2 separate regions of the Mus musculus genome follow, and region 1 is linked to region 2. Evidence: chromatin loops called from intact Hi-C (ENCODE). Cell type or tissue: left cerebral cortex. All regions are shown on one strand.

What was found. A loop is a pair of places that touch in the nucleus more often than their neighbours do. Peaks named below come from ENCODE experiments on the same cell type or tissue, not always from the same donor. Only the 100,000 strongest peaks of a DNase experiment are listed, where the experiment ranks them.
Region 1: a loop joins it to region 2, with 3.0 times the contacts of the local background. A loop is called at or near these places in 3 of 42 quality-filtered maps.

What each region holds. Positions count from the first base shown.
Region 1 is chr3:117,847,818-117,850,317 of GRCm38, forward strand. All of the region lies in intron 1 of Snx7 (sorting nexin 7), which reads right to left. Among named protein-coding and RNA genes, the nearest start is that of Gm52614, 6.8 kb to the right of the region's middle. In left cerebral cortex, no CTCF peak of the experiment used is centred here; a DNase peak (open chromatin) is centred at 1,238; H3K27ac peaks cover 1,403 bases.
Region 2 is chr3:117,572,761-117,575,260 of GRCm38, forward strand. Plppr5 (phospholipid phosphatase related 5) reads left to right here and starts at 2,467. Exons shown (of 6, transcript NM_029425.3): 1 at 2,467-2,500. In left cerebral cortex, no CTCF peak of the experiment used is centred here; DNase peaks (open chromatin) are centred at 1,325, 2,085 and 2,370; H3K4me3 peaks cover 1,017 bases; H3K27ac peaks cover 1,140 bases.

The sequences.
Region 1 (2,500 bases), 280 kb after region 2:
TAACTAACCATTTTTCTACTTTGTTTTCACCTGTGAGGAAATAGAAAATATAAAATTAAAATAAAACAAAACACAACCACAGAAGCAGAGTAGTCCTGCCAAAGTACCAAACATGCCAGGCATGATTTGAGTCAAGTAATAAAGGGCTCACATTTTATGGTTAATCGGGTACACAAAAATAAAGAAACAAGAAATTCCCTGAAATGAAAGTTTAATTAGATAGATAATTTTCACCTCTATGATAGGATAAAATAAATTGTACCTAGATGACAGGTTTCTATTCCTGCACAAACATCATGGCCAAGAAGCAAGTTGGGGAGGAAAGGGTTTATTCAGCTTACACTTCCACATTGCTGTTCATCACCAAAGGAAGTTAGGACTGTAACTCAAGCAGGGCAGGAAGCAGGAGCTGATATAGAGGCCATGGAGGGATGTTACTTATTGGTTTGCTTCCCCTGGCTTGCTCAGCCTGCTTTCTTATAGAACCCAAGACTCCCAGGCCAGGGATGGCACCACCCACAATGGGCTAGGCCCTCCACCCCGCCTTGATCACTAATTGAGAAAATGTCTTACAGCTGGATCTCGTGGAAGCATTTCCTTAACTGAGGCTCCTTTCTCTGTGATAACTCCAGCCTGTGTCAATTTGACACACAAAACCAGCCAGTGCAAAAATAAAATGATCCAAAATAATGCTCTGTATGTTTTTAACATCTATTTTTATTTTAATCATATATATATATATATATATATATATATATGTATGTATGTATGTATGTATGTATACACACACACACACACACACACACACACACACATATACATATACAGAAGTGTGTGTGTGTATTTTCCAGCTCATCAATGTTAGATGGCTAAATAGATAATTTTAAAGTTCACAACAATGACAAAAAGAAGATAATTGTCTAAAAATAAAATATGGGATGCTACACAACAGAACCCTAAGAAACCATGAAGAGAATTCAGAGCTCCCAAGCCAACATTCCATCGGTATATACAAAAATTTCGCTCACAAACCATCCCATGGAAACAGCAATTTCCTAAACTGGGGAGGTTTAATTGGTTAGGCCAGTGTCCTGGAGATTTCCCTGACACTGCATGTAATTCTGAGCTCCAGCTTTCCTTGTGCCCAACGGCTCTGCTCACCACAGCCCACTTCTTCTACCTACTAAGTAATTTTGTGTTCTATTTTCTCCACTGCAAAAGCAGCCTTTTGTAGCGTGGGAAGGATCTGGGCTGGCTTATGAAGGCTCACAATTCTGAGGCATGCAGCGCAGTGTCATAAAAATATGCTCCCATATCCAGCAAAGGGAGAAAATTACAGGCTGAATATTTAGCAGCATGGATGATTTCTGTAGACGGATTTAAATTACCGTGAATCACTCAAAAAACACTCTTAAAACCTCAATAAAACCAACTATCCAACGTGGTTTAGATTTGTTCTCTCCCACAAAGAGAAAAGAAAATATGGTGACATTACTTAAAAATGTACCTTGATATAAATAACTGAAAGGAATGAGATACAGAGAAGCAATTAAGCCATTTAACCTTTTGTGGTTGGTGGGTTTGAAAAATGAATCCTTAACATATGTTTTCTTCTAACAAAGGATTCATCTCCACCTTCTCTTTCCCCTTCCCTCTTCCTCTTCCTTGTCTCCCAATGTGGAAACCTATAGTTATTCAAGACTACCTTAATCCCTTAAGCATTGAAAAAACATCTTTTTGATCCCCCCCCCCACACACACACACATGATAGCAGAGGGGAAATGATCTGTGTGACAAGTCTGTACTTGAATTATATTTAATACTCTTTTCACTGCCAATTCAATGAAAACACATACCCAAGACCAAGAAAACCAAGATCTGAATATACAATAAAGAAGAAAGCCAAATACATTGCAGAAATTCATTGTGTTCTATATTTACTCCAAAGCAACAGTCCACTGTTAAAGAAAACATTCAAGCGACTTCTGAAATCAATGTCACAAATGGCAAAATCATCTACAAATAAAACGCGTGTTTCCCTGTTGTTATTCTTGGTTCAATAACTGTTTTCTGCTATCAGTTCAACGGTGCCCTCCCACCTAAACCCCCAAATTCTCTAAACTCCTAGGTTGAAGGTCTTTGTGTGCCTCTGTGTGTTCATGCATGCTCACATATGTGTGGATGCACTTATGTGGGGGTGCCGATGTGTTTGAGGGTGTGACTATGTAGAGAGCAGAGGAGAGTAAGTGTCATCCCTCAGGAGCTGTCTACCTCATTTTAGATATCTCTGTTTGTCTCAGAGGTCCCCAAAGGGGGTGGTTTAATAGGGAGTGCCAGGGGCCTAGGTATCTACCTGTCTCTATCTCCCTAGCTCTATGCATGTAACCAAGCCTGGATTTTTGTTTGTTTCTTTTCATCTTGGTTTTGGTTATGGTTTGTTTGGTTTGTTTTTGTTGTTGTTGTTGTTTGGTTGGGTTTTGTTTATTTGGGGTGTTTGTTT
Region 2 (2,500 bases):
CAGTCAGGCTACAGTTGGAGGGGCAGCTCTTGCTCCCATTGTTGGGGGAGGGGTGCTCGTGGAGCTGCATATCTACATGTGTGCCATGGGTGTTGGTCCAGCCTGTGAATGCTATAGAGCATTTTTAAGGACCAAATTTCATGAACCGTTCCTTATTCCATTCCTCCTTCCCTGGTTCCAAGAGGATGTTGCCACCCCTACCCTCAACACCACCAGGCCTCCCCACTCCCAGGAACCGCAAGTCTCTGGAGAGTTAGGTGCATCTTCTCTCACTGAGGCCAGACCAGGCAGTCCTCTGCTGTGTATGTGTCTGGAGCCTCATATCAGCTTGTGCATGCTGCCTGGTTGGTGGCTCAATGTCTGAGAGATCTCAGCAGTCCAGGTTAGTTGGGACTGCTCATTTTCCTATGGGGTCGCCCTTCTCCTCAGCTTCTTCCAGTCTTTCCCTAATTTAACCACAGGGTTCCCAGTCTTCTGTCCATTGGTTATGTGTAGGTATCTGAGTCTGACTAATCTTTGGTCCGGGCCACTTGGAGAGCAGCCATGCTAGACTCCTTTTCTTATTCTATTTTTGCTCTAGTCTCAGGAGCATTTCCATCAATATATATGCTAATATTTAAGATTCTTCATTAGAGTGAAGTCATCTCACTTTTCAGTCCCGAATCTCCTCAAACATCACTCCCTCAAGTCTGGCAATATAAACCTGGGCTTTGTTGTTTAAAGGAGGAACACTTTATTTTCAAGAGTGGTCCCTACTTAGCCCCACGTGTAACCTCTTGTGTTCTTCACAGTTCACAAATCCTGCTATGTATGGAAGGTAAAGTTCTTTCCTGGGTTTTCTGTTTATTTGTGGTTTTCTTTCTACATACGATTCTAAAATCTCAGGAAAATATCTGGATTTTGTATGTTAGTTGCTGAAAAAAAACATAGAAATAAGGATTTACTATTTTACATGTTCATATCTTCTTTGGAAGACAGGCAATCCTCAATCTCCCCCTCTCCCCCCAACTACACAGGATCCTCAAAATAAAATCTCACGATTACTTCAGCTCTAACCCTTGTCCATTAGAAGGCTGCTTCAGTAACAGAGAAGCTAGTTGCTAACAATCTTAAAGGAGCCAGGATTGGATATTCTGTATCTTTCCAGAAAGTACCTTGGGTTCTCAAAGTTGAACCGGGAGAGTCTATTCACTCACTTTTCATTTGCCACATAACTCACAAATACCCAGTCTTTGCCTGCCCATGGCTATGCTCTTTGTTCCTGTTCTTAGTCTTAGTTCCTGAAGTCTTACATCCTGAATCTTTCGAGTGGCCACATTTTCATACAGTGGTAGCTCACTCACATACATTACTTCTACCGGCCAAAGTTGCCTGCCACACACATCACTAAGAGTGCTCTGAAATAATTAGTTGTTAAATGATATTCTTGATTACATGGTGGCCCATCTCACACCTATTTAATATTCAAGAAATTCAGTGCTGTTACCATCCCATCCTCAAAATCAGTGATTTGCCTAATCAAAACTGTCGTTTTGGGTTTATGTTGTATTTTCTTGTTGATAAAGGCCCACCTCCAAAAGCCACCATGTTACAGCCTATTAGATGTATGAACATCCCAGAAATCCTGGTAAGTAATTCCAGATTCTAAGGAAAAGAGCAGAGCTCTTAAGGTTATTTTTCTCTCCTTATCTTCTGCACATGCTTTTTTCTCTGCCTGGTGTGAGCAGGGTCAGGGTAACTTGAAGATATTGCTTGGGTGCAGAGCTTACGAGTCATTGCAGGATGGGCTCTGCATACATATAGCTCCTAAGCTACTTAAATATCCACGCACACGCGTGGACATCTACGTAAGACTGCATTGTGTGTGCTTGTGCTATGACTCTGTGTGGGTCTTCTGACCTCAGAGGAATCCCTGCAATTCCCTGAACTCTGGAAATAGCAAGATGAGGCACATAGTTCTTTCCCTGTCCTTGGTGACTGGTACCCCTGGGTCCCAAGAATCTGCAATGCCTCATCTCCCAAGCAGCTAATCAGAGGAGACTGTGAAGATGAGAAAGGCTATACGTGGAACCAACCAGGAAAGAGCCGGTTTGCCCAAGATGATGCCTCTAAAGCTAGGAACCTTGAATCTGTTGATTTACTTACAAAGCCTTGGGAAACTGGAAGGGAGGCAAAGCCACCCAGAATCTAAAATCCTCTGAGATAATTTCTGTCATCGCCTTGGAAGCCACACTGCTCTGGCTGCTCTCCAGCGCTGGAGGGGTCACAGAGTCCAGGCAGTGCTGTGAGCAGAGACAGAGACTGCAATTCGGCGGCGCCACCCGGACACTTTGCGTTCCGGTGGGCTTTGCGCTCTGAAGATGTGTCCCCGCACCTTCTTCCCAGGCGCTGTGCGGGAGGTCTGAAACAGCCCAGCTGGTGACTCGAAAGGGAGTTTCTAGAAGCTCCATCTCTGCTGCCTCCCCTCCCCTTCAGATTTGGAATTTTACCCTCTCCAGGC